Regions from separate parts of the Homo sapiens genome. Here region 1 is linked to region 2. The links are chromatin loops, found by intact Hi-C in ENCODE. Cell type or tissue: endothelial cell of umbilical vein. All regions are shown on one strand.

The links. A loop is a pair of places that touch in the nucleus more often than their neighbours do. Peaks named below come from ENCODE experiments on the same cell type or tissue, not always from the same donor. Only the 100,000 strongest peaks of a DNase experiment are listed, where the experiment ranks them.
Region 1: it touches region 2 in a loop (9-fold over the local background); 12 of 110 quality-filtered maps call a loop at or near these places.

Annotation. Positions count from the first base shown.
Region 1 is chr13:70,620,451-70,628,450 of GRCh38, forward strand. No RefSeq gene overlaps it. Among named protein-coding and RNA genes, the nearest start is that of LINC00348, 390 kb to the right of the region's middle. In endothelial cell of umbilical vein, no CTCF peak of the experiment used is centred here; a DNase peak (open chromatin) is centred at 3,031.
Region 2 is chr13:70,960,883-70,968,882 of GRCh38, forward strand. No RefSeq gene overlaps it. Among named protein-coding and RNA genes, the nearest start is that of LINC00348, 50 kb to the right of the region's middle. In endothelial cell of umbilical vein, CTCF peaks have their summits at 195, 3,452 (motif pointing left) and 3,657; a DNase peak (open chromatin) is centred at 159.

The DNA of each region.
Region 1 (8,000 bases), 340 kb before region 2:
TATTTTTCTTCATGCATCTTATGCTCCAGAAATTAATTGATATTAATTGATGCTGCTATAAGACCTTAAACTTATCCATGCCTTTATATTTTTGCATATGTGTCTTTCTCATTTTTCATTTCTTGTCCTGGAACATTCTCCCTCACTCCCTGCCTCCCTTCTTCCCTGCCCTTTATCTTTAATATATTAGACTGATACATAGTATCTCTCTCTCTCTCTCTCTCTCTATATATATATATATATAAACTATATTAGACTTTAATACATATATAATATATTAGACTTTAATGAATAATCCTCAAAGCAGAAATATACCTTCTATGAGAAAACTTTCTTTTACTACACCCTACTCTTAAATTGATTTACATATGTCTCTGTATGTGTGTATATCACAAAACTATAAGAAAACAAATGTTGCAAGAAATCAGACATACTCAGAAAAACAAGAGGAAATAATGGATACAAAGTTGATGTGGAGGAACAAAATGCAGAGCATCTCCTGGTATTTTAAGAAAATTAGAAATAGAACTGAAGGAAGTGTTATCCATGCTTCCCTGGCATGCGCAGGATTATTTACAGTAATACTTAAATCAAAAAGTTCAGATGCAGTATATTATAGTCCTTTTCTTAACAATGTCAATCATTTTAAGTTAGTAATGGAGTAAAAAAAACAGTCAGGTTTCAATAGCAGGGCAAAACATTGAAAGGACTTGAATAAAAAATGCTCATTATAGCATGTGCTGTAAAAATATGTGGTTCAGATTTCATTTTATGTAATTTTTGAAGAAAATAGAACATAGCTTGCATAATGCATTTCATAGCAATAATATTATTCATGATAGATGAATAAAACTAGAAAATTTGGTTTATTGCTGTGTGTCGTGTCTGAGTAATGGCTAAATGTACTAGTGCTTTCAATTAGTATCATTGCTTTATACAGAGAGTCAAGTGCAGCCAAATTGCATAGAGAGATGAACTGACAATTTGTCAATTCATTGGCTCAATTACATACCCAAAGAACCACTTTGAGTTTTAGATTCAGGGTGGATTATTTACACTGAACCAATTAACCAGTTCAATGATAAATGTCTACTCTGTGAACGTAACTTGGAAGTAAATATATATCTACAAATCATTTAAAACTATTGGCACTATCTCAAACATCTATGTGCCTACCTTCATACCTAACATAATAAAGAGGAAGAAAGTTACCATGTATTTGCTTATGGCTACTTGATCTGAATTCTTTACATTTAGAAAAGTGTTACATTCCTCAATGATGCACTTTAGAAATGGAATGAGGAGCCCTTAACAACAAGGAAATAAAATTGTATCTTTTATTTCCAAAAAATACGTAATTTCTCATACTAGTTTATGGTTTCCTAGAATACAAAGACTCTGTGCATATATTTTTCTAAGTAATCAATTATTGTTATTGGAATTGAAGTTGAATTCATCAATAAACAAAAATAAGATATTTTATGACATATTATAGAAAGTTACATTCAGTTACAAGAAGGATGAAATATTTCAATAAGAAATCCCCACATCATACAGAGACCACCACATATTAGCAGATATTTACTTGATTTACTTAATTTTTTACTTGATACGTTATATTTCCTTTTACATGCTAATTTCCTCGCTATATTTTTCAATCAGTACTTCTTAAGTATTTCAGGAATGTAAATCAGAATACACACATAAAAATAATCAATATTATGGGATTTTTGTTTTTTTAAAAAGACAACTCCAATTTGATCAAAATAAGACTCTTTTAGAAATGTGGTTCTAGAAACTGAGCCAAGGCCAAAAATAGAAACCTGCAAGGTTTGGGAAATGCAATATCTAAAAAAGCCTGAGGTTGCTCTAAATGCCTATGTTGGAAAATATATATGCTTCTGTATCTTTATCCTACAAGGTTCATTTGTTCATTATTCCCCAGATTCAAGCCTTTGCAAAAAATGTTTCCTCTGCCTCAGTAATGTAGTCATAACAATTTTTGTGATTTCGCTGAGACCTCTGACCTTTATGAAGCCATCCTTTAGCATTCTAGCCAGTACTGAGCTTTATTAATTCGGTACCTGTAAAGCACAGGGTGAGATATAAATACAGTGACGTGCTTTTTCAAACTATTTTCTGATATTCATATTGTTGTATTGTACCATAATTTATAGCATCATTTGTTTTGCCTTATTAATTTGGTTATAATTTCCTGAAAGGATTGACTGCACTTTTATTTCTTTTATATTTCCATAATGATTAGCAATGCCTGATCTTTGCTATCATATCACTCAGTTATACTTTTTGAATAGGTCTTACCACTTTCTGAAGTGATCTTGACCATCCATTTATGTACACACTTTTGTTCTATCTCTCTGCACTAAAACGTGAACTTAAAGAATTCAGGGACCTTGTCTTTCCTGATCCCAGCAGTCTCTCAATTCCTAGAACACTTTCTGCTTCTGAGTAGATCCTCAAATATTTGCGAATGAATGAACAGAGCTCTGATTATGTAACAATGGCCAATACTTAACGGTTTACTTGAGCAAGGACTAAGGAGTAAGTGTTATGAAAGTCCAGGCACTGTGAAGGATTACAAAGAGATCCCAGAGAATGGACCAGTAGACGCTTTCAAGCAAATTCTTTCCTTGATCAGTTCAGTGACTTGACAAAATCACTGACACTCTCTTAGCCTCAGCGTCTTGATTTCTAAAGTGAGGCTAATAAATAATTGTATTTCTTCCCTGTATAATCTTGAAAGATGGGTATGTGAAAATATTTGTCAGCTAATACACTATAGCCATACAGTGCTATGATATTGGTACCTGTGCTCCCTGAATTGGTTTCTCTCAGATTAATTATTTTCAGAACTTTAATAGATGTTAGTAAGTAGACTCTCTCTGCATGTATTAATAAATGTATAATTATTCTCTAGAGGTTTATAAAAGGTAATGTACATATATGTAAAAATGTCAATTTAGAGTTAAAATTAATATTCACTTTTCTGTCCATAGATGGCAGCAATGCACCAACTCTTACATAACTTAATAACATTGTGAAAAAGTTATCTGTATACTAAATACCATGTTCTCTTAATAGTACATGAAAATTATTTAAGGGGAACCATAGCATCAATAGAATATGAACAAAAATATATTTTAAAAATCCTCTGCTGCCAGTCTCAGGCTTTTATTCAGTGAACTCAAGGGTTGCTTCAGTTTGCTCAGCGTGGGAGTCTTTGTCATTTTAACTGGATGTCACAATAGATATTGATAAAAATAAACCTCTTTTTAGATAATAGCAATTCAAAACAACACCAAGAAAATGCCCCGTCTTTCAGTAGTGGCTATTAAAAATGGATTAATACATGCACGCAGCCCTCTTTTATTTGTTTAAAAACATTAAAATGACTAGAAAGCGCTTAAATAAAGAAACCTCTTGTACAGAAAGAATAAGGGAAAATAAAGAAAGGAGATTTCCAGATATAGACCTGAAGACAAAGCAAACCAAGAGAAATGGGCCCATGGGAGACAAGAAAAGCTACAAGATGAGATTGAACTGGAGAGAAATATAATAAATCTAAACAATGCCTCAGAATGCCTATCGGAGTACAAAACGTATTTTGGTCCGTTATTGAATTTTGTGCCTAAAAAATTCCCTATCACATGTTGAATCAGATTGTTTTTGTTTTCCCTTCCTAAATTAAAAGTTCATTATAAATACTTTGAAAAATTATACCTATGTTGAGAAGGCAAGTTGTGAAAGAAATATATTTCCATTTTAAATCAAGAGAAAGAAAGTGGTACAAAATTTCTGTGATGCAACATTTAAAATCTGAAAATAATCTCTTGGTATTGAAAATATGTTAGCACTTAATTTAAATGATTTGGTACATACATTTAAAGAAAAAGACATTTAATATATATATAAAGAGAAAGGGAGAGTGGAAAGGCACACCACACAACTGTCCAATATAACTAAAGATAAATGAAGCCCACTGGAGGGAAAGGACTGTTGCATTTCAGCATCTCACAAGGTTCAAAGCAAAATTCCAAAACAGCTTACAGATGTGGGATTTATTCATATCAAGGGTAGGTCTTTTAATACTGACTTATTTAGCTCTTTAACTCTAAAAAATTCCTAAATCCTGTAAATCCTCCAGGGCCTACTATCTAATTATATTGCATATCCCGCATTTCTACCCAATAAAAACTGCCTTATTATTTAATGACTTGACTTTGGAGTCTTTGAAGACTAAATTCTAGTCTGCTGGAAATGAATTTTAAAATGTTTTCTTTTTGCCATAGTTTTAAATTTGGGCCTATATTTTCCATCTCATCATTCCACAATTTGCCATAATCACATGTTTTTCTAAGTAAATATATTTTCACCAATCCAGCAGTACAGATTGAGAAATTATTCTTCAATATTTTGTATTGTTTATTTTTTTTGAGACAGAGTCTCACTCTGTCACCCAGGTTGGAGTGCAATAGCGTGATCTCGGCTCACTGCAACCTCTGCCTCCCAGGTTCAAGTGATTGTCCTGCCTCAGCCTCCCGAGTAGCTGGGACTACGGGCACATGCCACCACGCCCGCCTCATTTTCGTATTTTTAGTAGAGACGGGGTTTCTCCATGTTAGCCAGGATGGTCTCGATCTCCTGACCTCATGATCCACCTGCCTTGGCCTCCCAAAGTGCTGGGATTACAGGCGTGAGCCACCGTGCCCGGCCCAATATTTTTTCTCTTATTGTGAAACTCATTTCTAGACCAAAAAAATATATTCACTTCATGTTATTAGCTCAACATGTATATATTTATATTAACACATAGAAAATAAAATCAACAGTAAGTTCCAAGTTTTTTGCATTATCCTCCCAGAGGAAATAAAACTAACAGGATCAGAAAAATGTGCAGAGAAAGTGTATTTGAAACCAGATTTGGCATAAATTTCAAACTCTCTATTGGTCATATGCTTGGGTTTTAAATTTTTATAAGTTTGAGAGAGGAATCACTCTGATTCTCCTCATATATGCATTAAAACAAATGTGTATTCGAAATAGATTTATATATTTTTTCAAATCAATCTATAGATTAAGATGTATCAAAAATATCTCAATTACTAATACATGAAAAGGTGATGATGGCAGTGAATATTTGTAGAAAGGATAAACTACTTTCTATTTTTGAAAACTAATCTTTTGAAAAGTAAAAGCTTTAAAAATTTTATTATTTCTTTCTTGAATACAACAGTTACTCAGTTGAATTAAAACATAAGGTTCATATTGAACATTGTGTGAAATGTTAATTTTTAAAAATTATCTCCCAAAATGATGTCGAGGGAAAATAACCTATATTGGTTATATCTACATTGAAATATTACTTGGAGGGGTATAGTTACATAGGGAATTATTTTTAGAAAAGTGATTTTATTATGATCATTTACTGTTATTTTGAGTCCCCTTGTTATTTTGAGTGAAAAGATAAGCACAATCTTTATTAAAATAACCAACACAAAAATATTAGTGGAATTTTATAATTGTCCTTTGTCACTTTAAAAACAGTTGGAAAGGTTGAGACTCTACTGTTAAGGAAAAATACAAAACTGTTTCAAGTCAATTTGTACAGCTGGTTTCAAAATCTCTGGCAAAATTAAAATCGCCAATTCAAATGACAAAATGTGTTTTCTGAATGAGTTGTTAATCACTAGAAAGTAAATAGTACAGCTATCTAAAGGAAATTATTTCTGAGACAGATATGTCAAGTAATTTAATCCCCAAATATGTGTGTTATTTTATCATCTTAGAGATGAAAAAATAATCTCTCTTGTTTAACGAATAGTAAGCGATACGGTAAAGAAGGTGCCATAATATGTATGACCAAATGTCCTTGTGCTAGAGTTAGAGTAGGGATCAGACTGCAAATACAATTATTACATACATGTTTAAATGTCTTCTCTCCATTAACAGAAATGATGAAGCTCCTAGAAAGCTAAATGATTAAAAATGTTGGCGGTGGGTGGAGGACAGATTCTAATCTGAAATGCACAGTGTGTATGGCTGCATATCTCAAAAAGCTGTTACAGTGATAGAAAAACAGAAACTGTGAGTTGTACAGTGTTTTTCGAAAGCCAGGGTGGTTGAAATTAAAATGCCAGGAATCAGCCATATGATATGTGGTGCACCTTCTCAGGAGGAAAAATCGGAGGAGGTATTCTAGCATAAAAAAGTCACCATTACAGTATGAGGTATTAAAAATTGCCAATTAAAAGCATATAAAATTATAGTTCATATGGTTCTGTCTTTGAGAATTTAGTTGTAGACTATGGTTCTTTCGCAAATATCTAACTGTTACCAATAGAAGGCAGGAATATTCTGACTCTGAAATTAAGGTCTATTTTTGCATTCTCATTTGTTGCTGTATGCATAAATGTTACAATTTTGTTATGACGAAGATGCTGACATAAAATACCTATATAATAAAATCGTGATATTATATATGTTGAATACACACACACACACTATAGTGTGTATATATATATACACACATATATATAATATATTTTAACATTGTAGGGAATAATACTATATATATATATATATATACTATACATAGTATATATATATTTTTTTTTGAGACGGAGTCTCGCTCTGTCGCCCACGCTGGAATGCAGTGGCGCGATCTCCGCTCACTGCAAGCTCCGCCTCCCGGGTTCACGCCCTTCTCCTGCCTCAGCCTCCAGAGTAGCTGGGACTACAGACACCCACCACCACGCCCGGCTAGTTTTTTGTATTTTTGGTAGAGACGGGGTTTCACCGTGTTAGCCAGGATGGTCCGCGCCCGGCCGGAATAATACTATATTTCAAAGCCTTTCATTGCTCCTACCCATGTGTTAGCTTTTTATTATATTAAATTTACTGCTAATTAATAAGTGCTTATTGATAATTGAACTGAATATTTTGTCCTAAAAATGAAAGCCCTTCCTAGCCGTACTGCATAGTCAACAGATGTGTAACAGAGACCCTTCTTTTCTAATTCCATATCCCCTCCTATAATTATAAGACAATTAAAACTGTTACTGGGTTCATAACCAAAACACATCAACAGATCAGGAGTTTTATTGTCATAACCCCTTAGGATATAGATGGCACCTTTCCATGTTGCTAGTGCAACTACTCGATGTTTCAACACATTTGTTACACAAACTGTTTGAATTTGAGGTTCCAGTCTTCACTTATTTTTACTATTGTTATCTCTTATTCCATGGTTAAACATCTACATGACATTTTATTTAATGGTTTTTCAGTGAAAAGTTATTTACTACAATGGATTCCTTGCCAAGTGGAGGTTATTCCTGATAATTGCTGAAGATTCCTTGTTACCACCACCATGAATTTTAATGCTGTCTAATGAGTCAATTCTAGTGATGAAGGAAACCCCAGGGCAGAGTGAAGACTGTCACTTTTGGAATAGCAGAGGGCATAAATGATCCCTCTAAGCCCAAGGGTTGGAATAGAGAAGATGAGGTAGAAGGAGGTTTAACAATGGAGACTCTTGCATAAACTAAGTGGCAAATACCTTGACAGGTTACAATTACAATATTTCTGCCAAGATGGAGTATGACATCAGAACTCTAGTTAGTTTGCATGATGAAAACATAAAAGTAGCCTCCGTGATATAGAAGATATACAAGAGAATTTTGTTTAGCTAAATCACAAAGCACGAATAAGATAAATGTTTTTTTTTCTTCTACTGACAGACATTTTGAAAAACATCATTTATTGGGCATTTACTGTGTGTTAGAGCCATTACATATAGTACTAATAATAACATTGTGAGGCAGAAATATGTATTTCCTTTTGAATGTTAAGAAACTAAGATTAAGAGAGATTCAATAAATTGGCCTTCTAGGCATAGCTCAAAGGCACAATGCTCCAACTGGGAATTGGGCTTCTCTGACTACAGAGTTAACTATTTTCATGATGCCACAACTTTATCT
Region 2 (8,000 bases):
TCTGGAGAATGACTATGACTTAAGTAATTTTATATTAAGGAGTTAAGTTTTCAACTTAGTAAATTTTTTTGCTCCAAAGCAAAGCTCCAAAATTCTTTTGCTTTACACAGCTACTTCAAAAACCAGTACATAATTTGCATATTCGGATCAATAGGTGGCGCTTTTCCCCTTTCTGACAGTCTCGTTTTCAGAATCCTGTTAGAGTCAAACTTATTGTTACAAATCTTCAATATTACCGATAGAATGCCGAATATTCTAACTAGTAAAAGTTGATTTTTAACTTTTGCAAGCTTATAAGGTTTTAAATTATTGTCAGCTTTTAAAAACTATCCTTTGATACATCATCAAATTTCGTTACCAGTGATCATACTCAAAGAGAACTCTCAGTTATTTGTCCTGTAGCGATATTCAGAAATTATCACTCAGTTTCTTTAATCCTTAAATTATTCCCCACTTATCCTGGTAGAAAACTTCTGGAAAGTAGCATTTTGGAATACCTGATATAGGGTCCCTTCAAATACTGCTATCATGATAAACGTACTTTAAGATTTACAGGAAATTTATCAAAAATGAAACATAAATTTATATTATTGCAAAATGCTTTTAGAATACATATTTTAAAATAGTAAATGTAAGTAGAATATTTCATCAAAAGAAAACAGAATTTTGTATCTGGATTGCTTTTATGAGGATTTATTTATTTACACTGAGTCCTTTTAATTTAACTAAATCTGAGGATTACAAGCAATCAAAGATCTTTGTAAATGGTAGTTGATAATGTTGTAATTTGAAATATAGATGTATTTATAAAAATATTTTATTTAGAATAAATTTATCTAAATTTACACTAAAAAGACATGTCCATAAAATGTTTTCTTCTCACAAAAAGCAGGTAGTCACATTAAACATAGACTGTTTTTTAAGATAATGTACTATAGAAACATAGTCTTTGTTTTTGATTATTTAAAAGATGATTACAGCATGAATAGTGGTTTAAAATATAAGCAACATGATCACTTTCTAATTAAAATGACAGTTTGTATTTTAAAAATATATCTTTATTAAACACAAACATTTGACTACAATAAAGGCATTATTTTAAAGTATAACAAAATTAGGATGGCTATAGATCTTCACATTTTATATCTATTTTTATGTGTCTCATCTTGTTTCCCCCAGTTTCTTCACTACCTTTTCTTCCTCAGTTTGTTTAGGTATACACACACACACACCCACACACACACACATGCATATATATGCAAGCTGTTTGGGGAAAGGAATATATACATACATATTCTGATATGTATATATATATCAGAAACTCTTATGTTAGAAAATATTTTGTCAAGTGTATAACAAGTCAGAAAACTACAAAAAAGTTACACAAATTCTTTATTTGAAATAGGACGACATTTCTTACATCATAAAGCCAAATAAATACATTATATGAATTGTATGACACAATTGAAAGAGCTACATTTTTCAGAACATACAATGTTATTGCATTCTTCCAACCATAGCAAGAAAAATCAAATTTTACAACAAAAATGAGACTTATACAAGATTAGCTTAAATTTCCTCCTCCGAAGAAACATTATCATGTAAGTGACTGAACATTGTTGTGTATTTTGGTATCTTCTCAGTGGTATTGATTCCCTCCTAAGCATGACCGTTCCTGGAAACCTATGAGCAACTGTGAGTGAGGATCCAACCACTTCCCCTATCACTCACAATAATAGTGTTTGTTTGGTTACTCTAGAATTCCCTCACCTCTCTATGCTTCATCCCTTCTACTCCAAGGTAGACTTAAATAATATGAAGAAAGTTTATGTTTGCTTTCTTCTAGAAATTAAAGATTTTTTCCAGAAGAAATTATATTATGGAATTAATGATGCAAGAAGTTGCGTTGATATGAGGTACTACCTTTTAGGCATTTTAATTAAGCTTTCTATACTTTGAAGCTGTTTGGGGAGAGGAACATACTGCATTATTTTTTAATGCAAACCTTTGGGAGGTTCATGATACAGAGGCTAGACTTTAAAGAGCATTGCTCTTTATGTAATTCTGGGTTGTGCTTATATAGAGCTTGACATTATTAGACGACACTAAAAGATAAAATACAAATTCTATACCCTCCAAATTTAAAAGGATCACTGTAACTCTGATAAATGTCAAGTATCAATAGTAGTACGCTTAAACAGTCCTGAAGAGACAAAAACTGATATGATAGGCACAGCCCTGCATTATTGAGACAGCAATGATAAAGAACAACACTTAAGAGATTTTACTAACAGTTTAAGAGTTCTGGCACGGTATAGCCTGTGTATAATGAGGCTTCTAAACGTTCAGCTCACAGAACTAGCGTTTGTGGAGATAAAATACTTTACAAACTCTGTTTCATTAATCTTTACAATATCTCTGTGAAGAATTATGAACACCAATCAACAGATTACAGAGTGACAGCAGTAAAATATTGGATGAATTGCCAATCCTCTCAAAGAGAGCCCTGAAGATTCTCCTTACAATGAAGTTATTTGTTTTCCTTTTTAAAATACCAGTCCTCTAAGACCAAGTTAATATGTTAAACCCTACAAAGAACCAATATGTTTTGCTTTGTTGGGAAGAAAAAAAAAGTGACTTCTCGATAGAGAAGGCCTGAAATCACAACATTTTGAATTCAATAATAGGTTAAACCAATATTTCAATGCCAAATTACATGAATATACAAAAGCAAATCTTCTGAAAAATGTACTGTGTATTATGTGACTCTTTTCAAGGCCTAGTCTAGTGTCCATATTAATGCCAGATAAGAATTTCAATCTTGCAGTAAATTAGTCTAATCATATTATTAAATAACCCATTCAAGTGATTTTAACAGCACATTGTTTGCATTGTATTATTAACAGCCCTTCAAAGGGCAGACAACATCATCACCATCAATAAATAGCTATTGACCACTTACTGTGTATAGCTTGAATTTTTGAAAGATCATATTGTTTCCAATTTGTTAAGCTAATCTTTTATAGAATTTTTTCATGTTAACAAATGAAATTCATTTCATATCCATATGGCAAAAATTAGTCCAGGGCTTCTAAAAAATTTAGAAACCATTTTAACAATTGGATTTTATAATGTATTCAATGGTTTATGAAAACAATGAATATAGAAAGGAAATTATAGAAGCATTCAAGAGCTATGTAATAGCACCAATATCTGCTAAGTTGTAAAAGAGATATAAATTCTCCCATTTCTCCCCACCAATGTCCATACAATTAAAAGCATAAGTTATTCTGCTGTATGTATTGGTTCTGCCAATTCTGTCCATTTACCACTGCTGCATCCCCCGGCCCCTGTAAACAGCATCATTGTGTACAGTTTTACAGGTTTTAATTGTACAACTCTTTAGGAGACCATACACTTTGCAGTCTAGGAGAATGGCACCACCTAGAGGTGTGCAGTACACAAGCTGCACAATCAGACATACACACCAAGTCACCATCACCTCTCATCTGAACTACTCCAATAGTTTCTTATTTTACCTGCTTCCTCTGATCATTGTCTACTGATCCTTTAAAAATGTACAACGCACCATGATATTTTTCTATGTATAACCCTTCCATAGCTTTCCATTGCATTTCAAATACAATTAAAGTATCTTATCTTTTCAATAACTGTTTTTCTACTTAAAGTTCACTTTTTATGGTTAACCCTTTCATCCAAAATAACTCAAATGACACCTCATCAAAGAAGCCTTCTCCAACCACCCATTTTAAATGAGCAACTTTATTTCCTTCTATCCCTTTGTTCCATGTCTTGACAACTGATTAATTTTCTTTATGGCACTTCTTAAAATTGACAGCAAGTCTTATATTTGTTTACTTTTTTGTTATGAGTGAATGAATACAAAATTTAAACTTATGAATATTATTTTTTGTGCTTTACCAACATATATCATAATTTTATTTGGTTGATTGATAAGCTTTGTTTCCACTGAAGAAGATACTACATAATTGAATTATTATCATTATAAGGACTGGATGAATAAGAAAGAAAAAAAGAATGACCAGATGAAAACATGTAGTAATGTAATTGCCCTTTCAATATACCATGAAGCATTCATTGATTTTCTCAGGGCTTCAGTTTTCTTATCTGCAAAATGAGGAAGTTAGAGTACATATTCACTTTTTCCACTTCTGAAACTCAACGATTCTATGATCTCAGGCAAATATTTTCACTTTTTGTAACCCAGTTTCCTCACAGATCTAATATAGATAACTGTTCTGCCACTCACATACCAATGGCAAAGAGAGAAACTGATAAATGTAAAATGATTGGCATACACTAAATTGTCATAGAAGCATACTGGGCTACTAATGTTATTCTTCTGGATATGTACAAATCAAGCCACAGTGAAAGTCATTCCATTAATGTTAGTGAAACTTTCATTTGATTAGTCTATCAAAGTGTAGAGAATGTTTTCCTATTTACTATTTTTTATATAGCTTCCCACATTCTATGTACCACACAGTAAGTGTTATTATCCCCATGTGACAATTATAAAAACTGAGGTTCAGAGATGTTAATTTCCTTCCTGAAGTCACCTACATCGTAAGATTTTGGGTGGCAACTTTAACTCAAGAAGATTTTGAGCCCATATCTACAAATCTTCCTATTATATTAATGTTAAACTTCTAAGCAGCAAAACAATTGATTCTTTCACATGGCCATATTAAAAATACAGAAAAAGTATGGCCTTTTATCCTCAACCTACACGGAATGCATCAGTCCTTTATTATAAAGAACGCAGTGATACTATGGTCTTACAAAATAAAGGTAACCATGTAATAAATCTTGAATACATGACTGAATATGGACCACAACGAGAGAGATGAATCTTTAAGGTAACTTATTTTTGAAAAACTATCAATTGCTGAAGTAGTCTTCATTTTAATAAAGTTACAGAATTATACTTAACATAAAAAATGCACATAGCATATTCTGCCAATTACTTAATCTCATTTTAAAAAATAGTTCTGTGTATTTGACACCTGTCAAAAACTTAGTTGACAGACTTCTTTATTCAATATATTACATCTTCTAGGAATCTAATCAATGTGTCCAATTTACTATTCATAATTTGCATTGCATACTTATGGCTTTATTCCATATTTATCTTCCATTTTCTCATCACCAACTTTCAGTGTTCAATAGAAGTATAAATGGGAATCATGTTATTACTCCAACTATACATTTGTGTATACAACAATGAATTTATTAATTCACACTAAATTGGAAATAAAAAACTAAGAAAATTGTGTTAAATTTGAAACAATCAAATTGAAAAGAAAGATGTATGTAGTTTTACTGTAAATATTGTGCTAATAATTGTGCAAATTTGCCACAAAATCTGCCCTAAATAAGAAAAAGAGCCTTTATAATAATAAGAGCTGACAAATACGGTTTCTTATCAGAGGCAGCTACATAAACTGTGGGCTCCTATGCAAAATGAATATGCCTAGCTTCTTATTCAAAAAGCAGCAAGGAAGTATTATTAAAGGTATGTATTAAACTTATTTTCTGGGGACAGGCACGGTGGCTCACGCCTGTAATCCCAGCATTTTAGGAGGCTGAGGCAGGCAGATCACCTGAGGTCGGGAGTTAGAGACCAGCCTGACTAAAATGGAGAAACCCCATCTCTACTAAAAATACAAAATTAGCTGGGCATGGTGGTGCATGCTTGTAATCCCAGCTACTCTGGAGGCTGAGGCAGGAGAATTGTTTGAACCTACGAGGCGGAGGTTGCGGTGAGCCGAGATCATGCCATTGCACTCCAGCCTGGGCAACAAGAGCAAAACTTCGTCTCAACATAAATAAATAAATCTTGTTTCCTCGCTGGGCGCTGTGGCTCATGCCTGTAATCCCAGCACTTTGAGAAGCCAAGGCAGATGGATCACTGGAGGTCAGGAGTTTGAGACCAGCCTGGCCAACATGGTGAAACCCTATCTCTACCAAAAATAGAAAAACGTAGCCAGGCGTGGTAGCAGACTCTTGTAATCCCAGCTACTCGGGAGGTTGAGGCAGGAGAATCACTTGAACTAGGAAGGAGGAGGTTGCAGTGAGCCGAGATGGCGACACTGCACTTCAGCCTGGGCAACAGGAAGGAAACTTCATCTTTAAAACAAACAAACAAACAAACAAACAAGCTTGTTTCCTTTCTTTTTCTCTCTCCCCTTTCCTCTTTCCTCCCTCTCTCAAATTGTCATGGTGTTTTATTATTATTATTATTATTATTTACTATTTAATTGTTCTAAGGAAAAAAGCAATTAAAAATTTAAATTATTAACATGGATTTTACCTTTCATCTTTATATTGTTCAATGAGAGTTTAAAATGAAAATATCAGAGTATTTGTATGCTGAATTATTGAAATGACACAATTCTTTTTCTTAGTCCATGGCTGGAGGTTGTTGCCTCATACTGAGCAACAGAGACAAACACAAGCCAGATTCAAGAGGGTTTAGAAGAGAAAGAGAGGCTCTTCCCAGATAAAGAACCAGAAAGTACTCCTGGCATGGATATATTCCCTAGGTGGTTGCAGATCTGCATAGGCCCATGGGCCCATGCCATAAAACATCCAGCCTTAAATATCCTCCAACCAGTCGCTGGTCTCATCAGCTGTACCTAGGCTCAGAAATAAATCTGAGGGTGTAGAACCAGCCCTTTTCTCTTCCCACAGGTCTGCCGCCTCAACCTAGGGCAGATAGGCAAGCCTAAAGCATCTTTCAAATTCTGAGCTGCAAGTGATCCATTGAATTGGTCGGGCTAGGAGAGAGGCCAGTCCTTGCCCTGACGTGGCTTCCAGGCAGACGACCAGATACACCGTGGTGCTGCCAGCCTGGAGGGGTGGCCACGGCCCTTCCCCAGGCATCCTGATGCAGCCTGGCTCACGTGCCTGACGTGGACCCTCACTATGCCCACCCTCAGACAACTTGAAGGAAAAGGGGACCCCTAGTAGTTCTGGGGTGGGGACAGGGAGAGGGAGGAGGCTAGTCAGGGTTTTCATTCTAGGCGTGGAAGAAGCAAGAGACCAAGGACCCATCTCTGGAAATGGGAAAGAGGCCGATTGTACCTCAGTAGAGGCTCTAGTGCCCATCCTTGTTGCTCTTTCATCCTGCTTCATGTACAAAGCACAAATTCAAAGAGAAAAATATTAAGCATTTCAAGACATGACTAGAGAGCATAAAACTCCAAGCGTGAATCTCTTTTTAGTGATTGTACTGTTGTTTAATGCCTATGAAGTAGTCTTGGTTCTTAGTATCTGGAGTCACTGTTCTAGGTAGGTAGATACTATTATCCCCATAGAACCAAGAAACCATAACACAGAGAGGCTTAGTAACTGACTCAATGTCCCACCACTAGTAGCCAGTGATCTTAGAAGATTATTTTCATCTTAAGTATGAACAATAACTATGCACTTGAATTATTACATTATTTAGCCTAAATATATTTAACAAATCTTTTTCAATCTGTAGTATATTACTTGTGCACACACATAGTAATATATGTAAATATATATACACACAGTCAAACTGTTTTCTCCTTGAGTATAAATTTATATACAAATATGGACATATATAGCCTACAAGTACAGGAATACGTGTATGCTTATATAAACACTTGTTAAACACACACACACACACACACACACACACACACAGAGATATGAATTTGTTGGCTAATTTTGAAGTCAATGTAAATTTTATTCTTGTCTATTTTATTTTTAATAAGTTAACTGGAAACATTATTTAGAAGTTTCAGAAAAGAATATTTTATTTCAAAGAAGCCGTTTTATTTTAATATTTTATCAATACTCATACTTTTCTATTGCAACTATATAATATAATAATTAAATTTAAAGTTTTACATGTTTAAATATGTAAGCTTCTGTTATTTTTCTCCGTGATAATTTAATATTACATAATTTTCACACTGCTATTTTTC